2 separate regions of the Mus musculus genome follow, and region 2 is linked to region 1. Evidence: chromatin loops called from intact Hi-C (ENCODE). Cell type or tissue: heart. All regions are shown on one strand.

What was found. A loop is a pair of places that touch in the nucleus more often than their neighbours do. Peaks named below come from ENCODE experiments on the same cell type or tissue, not always from the same donor. Only the 100,000 strongest peaks of a DNase experiment are listed, where the experiment ranks them.
Region 2: a loop joins it to region 1, with 2.1 times the contacts of the local background. A loop is called at or near these places in 1 of 42 quality-filtered maps.

The regions. Positions count from the first base shown.
Region 1 is chr5:73,287,640-73,295,639 of GRCm38, forward strand. It overlaps Ociad1 (OCIA domain containing 1), which reads left to right and starts at 5,155. Exons shown (of 9, transcript NM_023429.4): 1 at 5,155-5,337; 2 at 6,646-6,708; 3 at 7,287-7,367. The coding sequence starts at 6,651. In heart, CTCF peaks have their summits at 4,939 and 6,758 (motif pointing right); a DNase peak (open chromatin) is centred at 5,142; H3K4me3 peaks cover 1,858 bases; H3K27ac peaks cover 1,826 bases.
Region 2 is chr5:72,909,794-72,917,793 of GRCm38, forward strand. Slain2 (SLAIN motif family, member 2) reads left to right here and starts at 4,569. Exons shown (of 8, transcript NM_001113423.2): 1 at 4,569-5,220. The coding sequence starts at 4,832. In heart, CTCF peaks have their summits at 4,567 (motif pointing right) and 4,798; DNase peaks (open chromatin) are centred at 4,438 and 5,638; H3K4me3 peaks cover 3,993 bases; H3K27ac peaks cover 4,010 bases.

The sequences.
Region 1 (8,000 bases):
ATGTAGCTCTTGCATAGAATGCATAACACCCTATGATGAATCTCCAGCACGAACAAACAAAAGAGAAATTAAAAAAACATGTAAGACAGGTGTGATCATACATGCCTATACATGCCCATAATCTCAGCATGTGAGAATTGGAAGTAGGAGGACTAGGAGTTCAAGGCTAGCCTTGGTTACATCATGATTTTTTTGCTAGCTGAGGCTATGTGAGACTCCACCTCGAAAATCAAAACAACAATAACACATGAAATAAAAATGAGGAACTCACAAATGATTACTTAGATATTGACAGTGGACTTGAATTTTAAACATTGTTAAGCTTTGTGCATACATACATCTTAAAGTTCCAGGCACACAAACTGAGTGAGATCCATGCTCTTACAAGTTAGCATTAGGACATGAATAATTCACTTGGTGGTTCTCATTTCATAGTCGGGTTTCTGTGGACTGGGATGGACCCAGATGCAAAATCCAAACTCAGCTTCATGCAGCTGCACTCTGGCTCTCCTCATTCATTTAACAGCTTCCGGGAGGTTCTATAAGTGACAGTAGAAGAGACACAGCAGATGTGTATCACAGCTCCAGAAGTCTAGAGTGGAGAGATGGGTCTGTAGCAGATTGACAGTTTAAGGCCTGCAGGTGGGGCCACCTCCTGGGGATGCAATGTCTTCTCCTTTCCTCTCCCAGCTTTTGTCTGAAAATCAAACTGTCCTATTGGAAGCACGGCTGTGGTGGTTGGACATGCTTGGCCCAGGGAGCAGCACTATTTGGAGGTGTAGCCTTGTTGGAGGAATTGTGTCACTGTGAGGGTGCGCTTTAAGAGCTTCCTCCTAACTACTTGAATGCCTTCTTCTCCTGTTTGCCTTTGGTATAAGAGGTTGAATTCTCACCTCCTCCTGCACCATGCCTGCCTGGCAGCTGCCATGCTTCTGCCTTGATGATAATGGCTGAACTTCTGAACTTGTAAGCCAGCCCCAATTAAATGTTGTCCTTATAAGAGTTGCCTTGGTCATGACGTCTGTTCACAGCAGTAAAACTCTAAGACAACTGTTATTCAGAAATCTTTCTTTTCAAATACATATTACAGTGAAAACAATCCTCTGAAATCCAGACTCTCTTAGATGTGGAAGAAAGTCTCTTTCACTAAGACTTGAATAAGAGCTGTGTCTTTGTGGTTATAACAAAGTGGACAGATTCATATTTGACCACAACACCCAACACACTGACGTTGAAATAAAAACCAAGGAATATCAACAAACAATCGACGAAAACTGAGATGTTTTTAAAATAAGAAGGCTTACATTGTCTTTTAGAAATGGCTTCTTCTTAGAACACTTACATATGTGCAGTATCCGTGCCCGTGTGCACTTGAGTTCACGAGTGTGAAGGTGCCCTCACAGCCACAGCCACATGTGACTCTAGGTAACTCTGTATCCCGCAAGCTGTTGCTCCAGCTTCCTGATTAATAGTGTTTAAGCGCAGTCTCATTCCTCAGTGGCTCTCTCCAACAGAAATGGTAAATGCAAGGACCATCGAATATTTAAAATGGCAGTTTGCCAACGTTTAGAAACTCAAAAGTCTTTTTCCTTATCAGCAGGCATAAGTATTATGAAAACCCAAAGGAACCATGAATCTATATGAATTCTATATTTCAAGAATGGCACAATAATAAGGGGGGCTGTACACTGCATTGCTAGAGCAACCCACCCCAGCTATACTGAGTCAGATATGGAATCAGTGTGAAGCCTGAGCTTTGGGTTCTCTTGGACAGTTTTTGCAGCTGCAGCAGCGCCTTCCATGAAGCTCTCTCTTGCTTCTACAAGAAAGTCAGTTGTTGGCTTCAGGTAGCATTTTGTCTAAGCTCCATCCCACAGTTACTTGGCAATAGCCAGGTATGCTCCACCCCACGGTTACTCGCTGTAAATCTTTTTCCTTTTTAGCTGCTCTCAAAAAGTTGCTGGAAATACAGACACAGGGGTCTGTCCAACGTCTGGGTGAGCGCACAGAACCTTGTAGGTTGACTGGGATACGGTCATGAAGTACCTGTCTACCTTCTATTTCCTCCCTCACCTTCTCCTCCCGCCATTTTCAATCCCTTCTCTTTGCCTGCAGTTTATGTTTGTGAACAAAGCCAAGTCTGTACAGGTTTATAAAACAAAAGCTACCCTTCACTGAGTTCTCATATTTTCCCTTAACTACCATTTAGATATGCCTTCTTCAAAGAGCTAAACTTCTGGAAAGACTAATCAATACTTTTCCACACATTGGCACTGGCTGTTCTTTTCCTAGTACATTATAATCTGGATTTATTTTGCCCTACCCTATAATCTAGATTTGAATGAAATAATACTTGGAAACGTTATAAATAACCTTACTGATGCAGTTAGTAGCTGACTCACAGTCCTTATGAACATTTGGTTTGACCACATTCTCCTTTCGGGGATAGTCTTTGACTCTGGCTTCTATGACATTGCATTTTTTTGAACAATACAGACCTCCTAGCCTCATTAGTAGGCAAATAAAAACCAGATTTTGCATTAGTATAGAGCTCTCACTCAAAAGGACTTCTAATTCTTTTCTTTCTCTCCTTTCTTTCTTGCTTTCTTCCTTTCTTTCTCCCAGAAAAAGAACACAAAATGCATAATTTGCCAAAAGCATGTAAATAGTAGACCTCTGTCTTGTAATTGCATAGTCTATGAACTTTATAGTGATTTCTTTCTAATGATTTCTAAGAACTGATAAGGCAAAATACTTACCCTCATAGAACACAACTGCAGATACATTGAATAATTGTTATTTTTAAACGATGAAGAATATAGAGAAAAACACCCAAAGTCAAGCTCTGGCCTCTAAACATGTATGTACAGGTAAGTGTGCCCTTCCACATACATAGGCAGGACACACACACACACACACACACACACACACACACACACAAGTGCAACAATAATAATTGCAATTTTAAATCTTAAAAATCCATCCAGCACTGAGGAGATGACTTAGCAAGTCACACAAGTCTTTTTTGTTTGTTTGTTTTGTTTTGTTTTTTGTTTTTTCCAGTCAGGGTTTCTCATGTAACCCTGGCTGTCCTAGAACTCACTCTGTAGACTAGGGTGGCCTTGACCTCAGAAATCCACCTGCCTCTGCCTCCCAAGTGCTGGGATCAAAGTTGTGCGCCACCACTGCCTGGCAGTCACACAAGTCTTACAGCCTGAGTTTGATCCCCTGATCCCAAGGTGGAAAGAGAGAACCAACCCTGGAAAAATCTCCTTTGACCTCCACAGAGTGCTGTAACACACACACACTAATACAAATTAAAATTAAAAAAAGAGTGCAGCTAAAAAGGGAAACTTTGATGTCACTGAAGTCAAGAAGAAATTCATTAGATTGCTTGAATTTTTATGAATTAAGGAATACTCTGACATATTCCTTTAATAATGGTTTCACAGTAATGTCTAACAGGCTAACAGGGCTGGTGCTATACCTTGGAAACTAAGGACACTTACTGTCCTTCAGATTATCTGGGTTCAATTTCCTACACCCTCATCAGGTAGCTTACATCTGCCCGTAACTCCAGTTCCTGTACCTGTGGGGGTATACATGGTACACATAGACTCATGCAGCCACACACAGAAATAAAAATAAATAAATACTTAAAAACAAATAAAGTGACTTCTGAAAAACAAAAGTAATATCTAACAGGTAAAGCTGGGCTGATACCGCCTTGGCTATTTGCTCAATGAAGATATTTGAAAGAGTGCTTGTTAAAGACTCTTCCAGGGATGTCTCTATTCCTCTCAAAGAACAATGGCAAATGGAAGGAATAATTCCATCAAGTCATGCTTGGTGAACTAATGAGCTTAATTAAAGTTACTTTCCAAATCATGGGCAGCTTGCCAGCTATGCCTCTTAATACATCTTTCTCCCAAGCATATATGCTCAATTTTGTACCTTTGAGAAAAGGATGTGCCTCTGAGCTCTTGACTCTTCAGGAGGGCATGTTCGTGGAAGCAATCTTTTGAGGGTCTCCAGTGGGTACACCACAGCTGCTCTGATCACAAGGATGGAACCCAAGGCTTTCACAGCTGAGCTTAAAGTTCCGTGATTTCTGGTGATCCCCACGTTCCTGGTGCCATAGCAAGGGTCTAAGATGGTTAACAAATCCTATCGCCTTTCTCCATTGGATGGGCATCAGCTTCCAGGAAGGCTTTGGAGCTCACCCAAGTTATGTTTGAGTTCGTCCTTAGTGTGGGGTTCAGGAGCCATAGAGGTCTAGCCATGACTCCGGATTCATGTTTTACATGACTTTCTCTCTTAAATAAGCATACAGACAAGTTCGTGGATGCCATAGAACCAGTGAAAAACATATGAAATGAGGAATGGTGGGAAGTCTGACAATTATAGGAGTTCATAACTTCGTGGGCTGGAGCTATCAGAGGTATCAACGATATACTTTCAGGACTTGGTTCAGTATACGCACTCAGTAAACATGCCTAGGATCAGTGTAAGAAATGAATAGTTGGTGGTTAGGAGTGGCAGCCTGAGCTCTGACGAAAAGTTGGTCTCCTAGCATTAAAATATAGTCTCCTGGTAATACAGCCCCAGAGCCTAAACTCCTTTTCAGACTTGTTTTAACCCAAAACTGTGAAACACACATTATTTCTGTTATTCAGATGAGTAAATTCTGAGTCTCCGAGTTGGAGTGTATCCTGACTCTAGTGTTAGAATCAATCGGACACTAGACTGGAGGTTCTGACAGTTAACTTAAGAGTTCACGCTTAAAATTCACTACCTAGCCTAGAGGCTTAAAGCATAAGAAAATTTCTGTAAATCTTAAAATTAGGGAAGTCCAAGGAAAGTCATGGGATAAGGAGGGGACTTGAGGATGGAGGGGTTCCAAAATGTCCCTACTGGCTTGTCACTGAACAGTCTCTGGGGTATGTCACAAGAGCATCGAACCTAGAGGCAGAGCTGAGCTGCAGGCCTTAACTCGCGCAGCCGCAGTGCAGCTCTGGAGCGCCGCGGCCTGGGGCGGGGTGGGGGGCGGTGAAAGGGGCGGGACTAGTTGGACGGGGCGTGATCGACATCCGTGAGTATTGAGAAACTGGCCCGCCGCTGTTTCCCAGCGCTGTCCTGACGTCATTTCCCGTCAAGGGTACTGCTTCCGGGTGTCGGCCTGCTGGCGCTCGTGTGTGGGTGACATCTTGGCGATCGCTTGGAAGCTGCCCTCTTTCCCCTCCCCGCTTCCCGCGTTGTCCGCTGTGCCTGTCTCTGGGGTCCTCTCCCGGCCTCTACCCCGGGTCCTGCTCCCAGCGTTGCCGCCTCCATCGTGAGGTGGGTGTGGTGGCGCGGCTTTCCGCCAGTCTCCCACCCTCGCCCGCAGCCGCCATTTTCCTGCCCGGAGGTGTCCGGTCGCACTGCGGGCCTGGGCTCTGCTGCAGCGCCGGTGACTCGGGCACCGGGAGACCTGCATGGAGGGGTGGGGAAAGCCGCGATGGCCGAGGTGGGGTGGCAGGTCAGGGACAGGAGTGCTGGCGTCCGCGGCTACTGCCTCGCTTGAGCCTTGTTCTTTATGATTACAGCTTTGAGCTGTAGTGATCAGACAGGTCGCACTGCCCTCCAGCCTCCCTGGGGACGAGATTTTCTTTCTTTCTTTTTTTTTTTTTTTCTTTTTTGGTAGGGTTTTGCAGTTTGAGAAGCTTCCTCTGAATGCTTCATCTGTCCAAGAGTTCAGTTTACCTTTTCTGAAACCTTTTTCTTTGAAGGGATATAGGTATGCAATAGGTGATGATTTTAGTGACTAAACGAATTACAGAAAGGTGCTTTGCTGTTGGCATCCAGTAAGTCATACTGCGATGCGTTTGTTTCAGCGAAGACGTACTCCTTATTTTGTCTGAAATGCTGAGGTCTAAGTTTAAAGGAAGGCGAAAGAATATATTTGCTCTTGGATTTTAAAATTTATTTAAGATGTTTGAAGATTACTTGGGCTGGTACAGGGAAGTTTGCCATTAGCGTAGCTACCTGCAGAAAATGTGACGTCATTATTTTTTGACTGCTGAGTTAGGGGATACAATGCAGTTTCGTTTTAATTGGAAACCTAGAAGTGACTTGAGGTTTTTCCCTAATCATTTGGATATGGTTGTAGTTTTTGTTTTGTTTTTGAGTCAAGGTACAGAATAATGTGAAATAACATAACCTAGCCTTAGAAGGGAATTTTTTTCCATTGTTTTGATGTACCCGTTTTTCAATCAAAGGGTCGAATGTGAATAATTAGTTCAGATATGTTTATGACCCTTTTTCATTCAGTTATTTTTTTATGTCAGGTAGTTGAAATGTAAAAGTCGGGGCCTGAAGAGATAACTCAGCAGGTAAGAGCACTGGCCCTTGCAGAGTTTCCAGTACCCACATGTCCTATCACAGTATCACAACCATCTGGAACTCCCAGTTCCTGGGGATCAGGTGTCATCTGATCTCAGGCACCAGGCATGTTAGTGTATACAAGCAAAGCACCATGCACGTAAAATACAACTAACTGTAAAAATGTTTAATGTTCAGTAAATATTTGTTGATTTACAGGTAGACTGGTTAGGGGGGTTTATTCTGATACTTTGTAATATTTGGATATAAATGTTTCTGATACAGGAACTATGAATGGGAGGGCTGATTTTCGAGAACCGAATGCACAAGTGTCAAGACCTATTCCCGGTAACTTTTTAAAAAATATTTATTTATTTATTATATGTAAGTATACTGTAGCTGTCTTCAGACACACCAGAAGAGGGCATCAGATCTCATTATGGGTGGTTGTGAGCCACCATGTGGTTTCTGGGATTTGAACTCAGAACCTTTGGAAGAGCAGTCAGTGCTCTTAACTGCTGAGCCATCTCTCCAGCCCCTCCTGGTAACTTCCATATTAAGTATTTATAATTTGTAACACTTTCTGGGTAAGGACATTTTATTTGCCTGAGTAACAGAAATCGGGCTGGTCTTATGGGTGTGACATAGTCACACACGCAGCTTAAATATTCTCTTGTTACTGTCTCTAAATTTCTTATTATCTGAACAGGGGTGGGGGTTTGTTTTACATATTTTCATTTAGCACCGTGTCTTGCCTGTCTGACTAGTGGGTAGTAAGAATAAATTCTGTAGGAAGTCAAAATTGATTTTAAAAATAAGTGACAAGCCAGTTGTCTTAGTTTTATTTTTTAAATGTTCTTGTTATTAGTAGACAAAGCTAACTTTTTAGGCTTTTGAGAAAATGACTTCCAATCTTTCTTTAAAAGACATAGGAGGCGGTTATATTCCGACAGAGGAGGAGTGGAGACTCTTTGCAGAGTGCCATGAAGAGTGCTTCTGGTTCAGATGTGAGTTATCCTGTCTAAGAACTGTTTTAAAGAATGTTCTTGGGTGGTTCTGTGGTACCTGTGTATGTGCATGTGCAGAGGGAAGAAGGCAGTGAGAAATGGTCTCTCTGTGTAGCCTTGGCTGTGCTCGAACTCGATCTGTAGACCAGGCTGGCCTCAGCTCACAGAGATCCTTTGCCTCTTGAATGTTGGGATTAAAGGCGTGCGTCTCCACCAACACCTGGTCCATCTTTCTCACTGAACCTGGAGTTTCCATCATTTGGCTAAATTGGCCAGCCATGAGCCCGCAGGATCTTCCGTCTCTGCCTCCTTAGATGTGTATTGGTGATCAGAACTCAGAGCCTAGTGTTTGCAGTTCATGCACATTACCACTGAGCCATCGCTCCAGCTCTGGCTCATCATTTTTTCTAATTAGCATAATTCCATCCAAAACCTTCACTTACAAACTTGACCTAAATGCATGTTTGAAAGTATAATTTATAGACTATATTGGGACACTTTTGGGATATTGTGGTTATTACTAATAGAGATTAAGGAAATTGTCAGTAGTAATAGCATGAAAATAGGTTAGTAAAGTTCTCTCCCTTTAGAGATGAAGGAACTAAGACTTAGAGGTGTTAAATGTGTCTACTT
Region 2 (8,000 bases), 380 kb before region 1:
ACCTCTGGAGGAGCAGTCAGTGCTCTTAACCGCTGAGCCATGCCTCCAGCCCCCTGTCCCCCTTTCTTTTTTGAGACAGGATCTCTTACTATTTACTCCTGGCTGGCCTTGAACTCAGAGACTACCTGTCTCTGCCTTCCAGAACAGGTTTGAAAGGAAGCACAGATATTTCTGTGCATAGCAGTTTGTGGACCACTTTTAGTATGTGCCCCTTACTACAGACCTTGATTTGGGACTGTGTAATGCCTTGAAGCTGTTGAGTCATGGTTTTCTCTATATATACTTGCAGTGGTTTGTAATGGTTTCCACTTTGTCAGGGCCTTCAGGGAAGCACACGTGCAAGTAGGAACAAGTCACAGAAAGGTCCACGCCTGCTTAGAAAACAGCAGCTCCTTCATTCCCAAACAAAGTCAACTTGTCTTGGGAGGTGACACCTGAAAATCAAGTTGGAAGTGTGGTTTTCCATATGTCAGGCACCTACTACTACTCCTGACTACTAAGTATCACTCAGCAATGGACTTTTTCTAGGTATACTGCTAAGTTGTAAAGACCTTATCCAGCAGGCATGGGAAGTCCTGGCTTCTATACCCAGCACCACATAAAACTGGGCATTGTATTGATCACCTAGAGTCTCAGCACCCAGGAGGTGGAGAGAACATTAGGAATGCAAGGGCATTCACAGCTACTTAGGATATCTGAGGCTAGTCTGGGGGATAGGAGACTCTGTCTGCTTTTAAAAAGTGACTTTGGATTTGCACCAACACTTCTGAGTTGCCAGAGGAGTGTTGCAACCTGGAGAAGGAAGGTTGTTGCAATGTTTCAGATGGAAAGGAAATATCTCCACACATCTCAGGGAGAACCCAAGGCTACCTTCTGCAATTCTGCAGGGCTCCTGGCTCTCAGGAGGTGGAGTATGACCTAGTTTTAAAAATGATATATGCGGTATGGCATGCTGCTCTTTTGGAAGAGGAAAATGTAGATTTAAAAAAAAACTGTTGAAAATGAGTAGGAATTTCTAGTTTAATGTTTCAAGACACAACCAACATATCCATCTGAAATTCTATTTTAGGAGGCTTCGCTTTATTGGGCACTCACTTTGTACCAGGCACTGTTTTATGGACAAAGGGTGCAGTGGGCAAAGGGTGCAGTGGGGGAATTCCTGCAGTTCACATTCTACTGCCGAGAGACATTCATTAAACAACAAAAACGTATATGAGCTTTTTTTTTATTTGGGGGGGGGGGACCCAAAAAGATCAACCATGATAGGGATGCTATTTTGTGAGGTAGCAATAATAAAGATAGTAAACCTAGGTGACATTTGAGCAGAGACCTAAATCATAGAAGTCTGTCCTGGGGTTTTCTGGGTGACCCAAAGATTCTAGCTAGATGTGTCTGTAGCCGGTATAAAGCCCTGGCAGTAGAAACCTGTTTGTCTGTTTTGAAGACCAGCTAGAAGGTTGGTGTGGGTAGAGCAGAAACAGGGCATGGGAGATGGTGGTCCGGAAGCTACTTATAGAAGTTATCAAGTATCCAAAGCAAGGCAGGTCAAAGAAAGGACTTTGGAGTTGAAGATATTGGAAAGCGACTTCTGGGAGGCTTCTGATAGCAACATGACTTGCAGGAAGGATCTTCTGGCTACTGTGTATCCATCAGGCTATCTGTAGCAAAGGGGATGTGTCCATTAAAAGAGAGGGGAGGAAACCACAGGGGAGAACAAGGGCAATTTGAACCAGAGTCCTAAGGGTCCCCCAGTTGGGAGGTATTTAAACCTATTCTGAATGCAAGGCGGCATGACCTACTTAAGAAGTGGATTTGGTGGGTGAAAGAACAAGATCAATAAGGATTATCACAGTTTTTATCCTTAACATAAAAAAAAGAGCTTTTACTATTACAGTGTAGTATAGAGCAGATTTGACTTTGTGCTCAGGTATCTGTGATATATATATATCTGTCTGTATAAATTATAACTTTAGTTTTGTTTTGAGACAGGTTCTCTGTATGTAATCTTGGCTGTCTTGGAACTTGCTATATAGACCTGGGTGGCCTCAAACTCACAGAGTTCCTCTGGCTCTGCCTCCTGAGTGCTGGTATTAAGGCAAGTACCAGCACAACCAGCCAACTTCAGTTCTTGGCATACAAACTTTATTATAGATAGAGTCAGAAAGATCAGGAGTTCAAGGGCATTCCAGACTCCTAGTAAGTTCAAGGCTAACTGGAACTACAAGACAAGCTAACAAATGATTAAACCATCAGGTGCTCAGAACAGACCATCTATTACACACACAGAACAGACCATCTACTACACACTTAATATTTACTAAATTAAAAACAATGTGTAGTAAGGCAACTGGGTTAAAAAATGTCTTCTATGGATTTCTCTGTATGAGCATATTCATACTTCTATTTTATAATCATGACTCACCAGAATCCTTCACTTCTTGGTAATAGATTTGTTATTAGAGATCACCTAATTTACACATTCGGACAAAAGGCAAGGCCCAGATTAAAGAGAGAGAAATAAAAGTTCAAGGACCACGTTCATGGGAAGAGGAGACCTTGCCAGCGGAGCGGATTCTGATCACCGATCTGCATGACCTCTGGCTCTCTCAAGACCGCTGATGCTAACTTCATAATGGTAACTGACTTTGTCAAGGAGTATGTCTAAAGAATTCATTAGAAATGTGGCGAACATGGGAGTTGGACTCCATGTCATAAGCTGATAATGTAAATGTATTACTGCGATGTGTGATTTCATCTTGGTGGTGATTCCTTCAGCAATGAGATCAGATATGTCAGGCAGTGTCATAACATTTAATGTGCATCACACAGATAATGCATTTTGTTTTACAAAGGCATCCTGTTAATGGGTCTGTATAGCTAGGGACATAGTTATACTTGACAGCAAACTGTAGCACCCTCAAAGAATTTAATTTTGGTGTCTGTCTGGGGGTTGGGCTATCAAAACATATCTTCCGTTTAATTTCAGCACAACAGGCACTGACTGTGCACTTTGTCAGCCTCATAAGCAAGGAAAATGGAATGATTCCTTTTAATCAGCTGTACAGATCAAGCCAAAGACTTGCTAGGAAAAAATGTAATTAAAAATTACAAATATCTGTAGCCAACTATTGAGGTGATGTCAGCACAAAGACAGTAACTCCTTCAGGGGTTTTTCCAAAGAGGCATCAAACATGGTAGGTAGGGTAGTCGAAGCAGGGAAAATACAGCATGGAAAGGCAGGAGGGTTAAGTCTTATGTGAGTCCACACCCGGGTGTAATAAGACTGGTTCGGGTGTAATAAGACTGGTTCGAGGGTGGAGGAGGCAATTGGAGTCAACTGCAAACATCAGCCAAAAATTTGAGAGACCAGGCACGGTTGGCTGCTTACCGTATAAGTAAACCAAGCAGCTCACAACTGACAACTGTGGAAGAGTGAGCCAACATGACAGAAAAAAAGCGTTTAAGTTTTGTTTGCAGTCGCTTCCACCAGTACGCATTATAAACAGATGCCACCGAGGGCAGAATTTTACATTTACCACCCCTCAACATTCTCTATTGCCTGTCAACGGGTTGCTTGAATACTTTTCATGTACAAGTTAAAAAAAAAAATTCAAGGAGCATATGCCTTTAATCCCAGCTTTTGAAAAAAAGGCAGAGGATGAGTTTTTCGAGGTCAGCCTGGTCTACAGAGCGTGTCTCAGGACAGCCAGGAATACACAGAGAAACCTTGCCTCAAAAAACCCAAAAAGTCAAGACATACTATTAAAAAGTCTTTTGGGGGCGAAGGGAGAACCCAAGGAATACAATGCACATTAATTACTACCGTTGAAAGATTAGTACAGAAGTGTTTTCCATCATCCTCTTGTCTCTGGACCTGTAAACCTTAAGCCAACGAAACAAAACAACCCCTGCCCACGTGTTTTAAACGGATGAAATAATGCCTTTAAAAGTGCTTAGCGCAGTGTCTGGCTTATAGGAACCACTCAACAAATTACGGTTATCATTTTGACTTCCGAGCTCTGAACCATTCGGGATTCGGGTTCTCATTTTCAGGGGATGGAACGGACGAGCCACAGATGGTCTCTGGGGCTGCTGCCAGCTCCGACAGTCTCCGGTTTCAAGCAGGAACCAACTCAGTATTGCCAAACAAACCAAGGGAACGGTCCATGCGACCAGGCGGGGCCGTCCGACCGCGAGTCTCCGCACAGACGCCTAGGGCGGGGCTGAACCCGAGCCCGAGCCCGAGTCGGAGCCGGAGCCAGAGTCCGGTTCTGGGTCTCACACCCGCCCGCGATGAGCTTTGGGGAGGGTAGGCGGCCAGGGCAAAACTCCAGCGATAGCTTAGCCCAGCCCGGCCGGGCCCTGCCCACCTTTGCCGGCGCCCACCACACCCCTTCCGGCCGGGGCCCCGCCCCAAACAATGACCACGCCCCTCCGGGCCCTGTCCCGTTTCAGGCCCCGCCTCCAGCCCCGCCCCACCGCGAGCCGGGCGCTTAGTTCTTTCAGCCCGCGGGCGGCCACGTCCTCCCCCGACGCTCTGAGGTCACCGACCGGGCTGGCCGGCAGGGGGCGGAGGGACGGAGGGAAGATGGCTGCCGAGGCCGGATATTGGCGCCGCCTCCCCCAGTCGCGGAGCCGGCGCAGATGAGGCGGTTCGGCTGGGGCCAGCGGCGCTTCGCAACCCGAGCCGGGGAGACCCTGGCGGTGGGGCCTGGCCCTGCTCTATGCCGGCGCCTCGGCTAGCGTGAGCGGTGGCGGTAACGCCTCTCTTTCCCCCCGACCCCGCGCTTCCCCTGCGGCTTGGGGAGTCGGAGCGGGCGGCGCGGCCGGCATGGAGGACGTTAACTCCAATGTGAACGCGGACCAGGAGGTGCGGAAGCTGCAGGAGCTGGTGAAGAAGCTGGAGAAGCAGAACGAGCAGCTGAGGAGCCGCTCGGGAGCCGTGCAGGGTGCAGGCCTCCTCGGGCCCGGCAGCCCAGCTCGGGTCGGCGTGTCCACCCCTTCGTCGGGCGCGGCGTCCCCTCGGGGCTTCCCGCTGGGCCTGGGCGCCAAGGCCAGCGGCGGGGCGGGCTCCGGCCCGCGACGGACCAGCAGCGAGGACCTGCGGGACGCCACCTCCTTGCTGGCGGCCGGCGAGGGAGGCTTGCTGGACGAGGTAGAGCCGCTGCGGCCCGACGAGCTGGAGCGCTTGTCAGGCTGGGAGGAGGAAGAGGAGAGCTGGTGAGCGCGGGGCGCTGGGCCCGGTGGGCCTGCGGGGCGGAGGGGTGTCCCTGGGGGAAAGCAGGGTGGGCTCGGCTTGTGGTGGGGACGCTGGCTTTTGCCTGTTTCTGCTGCGGGCGGGCAGGTCCGCTGGAGTTGGGGGGTTTCGAGGCGTGCCTTGGAAACGGGTTTGTAGCTAGTTCTCTGGGTCGTGGAACCTCTGGGTGCAGGACCCAACTGGACCCAGATGGGATCTGTGGCTTGGCACAGTCCCCCGTGGGCCCGCACGCTCAGAGCACTCAGAGGGTACCAAGCTGCTTCGTAGGAAGGGATCCTGCTTTGTGTGAAAGACGGGCTTTCGGATGGTGGTCTGAGCGGTTTGGATTGTAGGGAGGGGTCTGCTTCAAGAGGTAACAACCAGGTGCGGGGACATAGAGAGTAGCTACTAGCAGGCAGTGCTTTGGACCGGAGTGAGATGGGGATGTTTGTGGGGAGGCCGGGTGGACGTCACTCCCCTTTGGGTAGTGGGGGGAGTAAAGCTTTGCTTTGTGTGAGGAGGGCAGTGGAGAGGGATGGGGCTGCTTTGTGTGAAGTCGGTGGTGGATCGGGGAACCCTGAATTTTATATTGGAAAACAAGAATTGCATACGACATAATTTCGGAGCCGTGAAGCAATAGTTAGTTATCCAAGCTGACTATCATTTCCGTGCCTGCCATCCTGGAGGCAGAGAAAGGGTCCTAGTTAAAAATCTAGACCAAAGCCGGAGTTATCACGAGGCACCTCTTGACGAGCTGAGGTGACCCCACACCTTAAAGTCACACTTTTCGGTAGGCCATGAGAAGCTTTCCCTCGAGTTTTATTTTTGATTAAAAAAACACCTGCTGGAAATATCCTCATAATTCATCCGTTCTTGAAGTCCTAACTTTTAGCTAGAACGTTTATGCTGTTGACATTAAAACTTCTCTGAAGTCGAAACCTCTCGTGGACTGGTATCCAGGCCTCTAACTTTGAAGAATTCTAAGCACTGCCTGGATGCAGGCCCTAGATTTGCCACTTTAAAGGTTTCTGACCTTGGAGAAGTTACTTTGAGCGTCACTTTTTTCCTCAGAGGAAAATTATCATTCTTGTGTAGAGTTCTGAAGGTTAAGTCAGATAATCCACATGTACTTTTAGCAGTGGGTGGCTTGGCATACAATAAATTCTCCAGGACTGGGCACTGGTAGCCTTAAGCCTGGCTATTTAAATCAACACTATTTTGTGAGTTCACATGTGATCCCTGCTGTGGGAGAGTCTAAAGATTCTTAAGTGCTGATGCCTGTGTGTGAGGCCCTGGCAGTCCTAGTGAGAGCTAAGTCTTGGGCAGTTAAACAAGATAGAATGTATACACCGTGAGGTGAGAGGAGAGCTACAGAACAGGAATGCTGATTGTGCAGACGCTAGCGCCTTGGTCCAGATCCTGGGGCAAACTCAGGAGAAGGTAGAAGTCGGAGAGTGGCATCTAGGAACAGTCCAGCATTTTACGTTAAAAACTACAAGAAGTACTGGTAACTTGTGTGTAGGACCATATGAATGACAGGCATTGCTTCTTATGTCATTGCCAAGAGATACCAGGCATTAGTAGAACTGAGTAGTTAGACGGTTCATGTCAGCCACCCTGTCCTCTGAAGGGATCCTGTGCAGGTATGCACTTTGAAAGCATCCAGAGTCATCCAAGTATCATCAGAGCCCTTCCAAGTGACGAGGAGATGAATGCTCATGGTAATGAGGATTGGCTGCACTCATCAGCCCATTTTAGATGGACTGGTGGAGCACATTGACTCCCCCAGGCACCAAGCAAGTCTTTAGCTGCTTTGGTTTCTGAGCATGGCTTTGTCAAGGTAAAGCAAGTCCCTTAGGTAAGCATGCCAGGAGTTTGTTTTGACCACAGGGTTCCTGCTTACTATTTCACCCGGTTTCCTGTCTTGGTGCTATAGTTATCTTATGCTTTTTCCTGTAAAGGCTTATGGGTATTAAAATCTGGGCCTGAGTTGGATTTTAACTGTGATAGGTCAGGGGAGAGTTAAAGTAATCAGAGTTAAAGTGCCTTGGGTGTGTCTGAGTAGTAGGAGGGTGTGGCTGTCAGTGGCTGGGAGAGTTCATAGTAAAGTTTGCTTTCTCAGCAAGCCAGAAACCTACCTTCCATAGCTGGTTTCTGTTGCATATCATTTTCATCTAGAGAAATTGTTGCCCCTAGTCTATGCCACAAAATGTAGAAGGTGCTAAGTAGTAGCACTATATGGAAAAGTAACTGGCTTCTGGTATAAATTTCAGGGATTACCAAAAGTAACAGGTTTCTTTCATGCTAGGCTCCTTGGAAATGCAGATCTGTGTTGGCCATAATAAATTCTCCAGGGATTGTGCTTGTTTCCTAAACTTAATTGAGTTCCCAAGGAGCTAGTTACCATCTCCTAGAACACACTTAGGCAGTAGTGGAGGATAGCCCCGAGGGCTCAGCCTCATGATACAAAGTGCACAACCTACGTATGAATAACAGGGGATACTTTACTGTGAGTGGTGCGCTTTAATACTTTCTATTCTGTTGTATTTTGTTATGAGGAAAATACTAGCTACTACTAGCCTGACTTAGAGACCCGCAGATGGGTTGCAACTTTCAGTCTGAAAAACCGTTGCTCTCAAATAACTCAGAAAAGTCCAGGAAAGAGAATGAAGAGGATTGGGTACTACTGCATTAAGTGATATGGGGTGTGTGGGATTAAAACAGTTTTGCCTTTAATTAGACTTAACTTATATATTTATGAGGT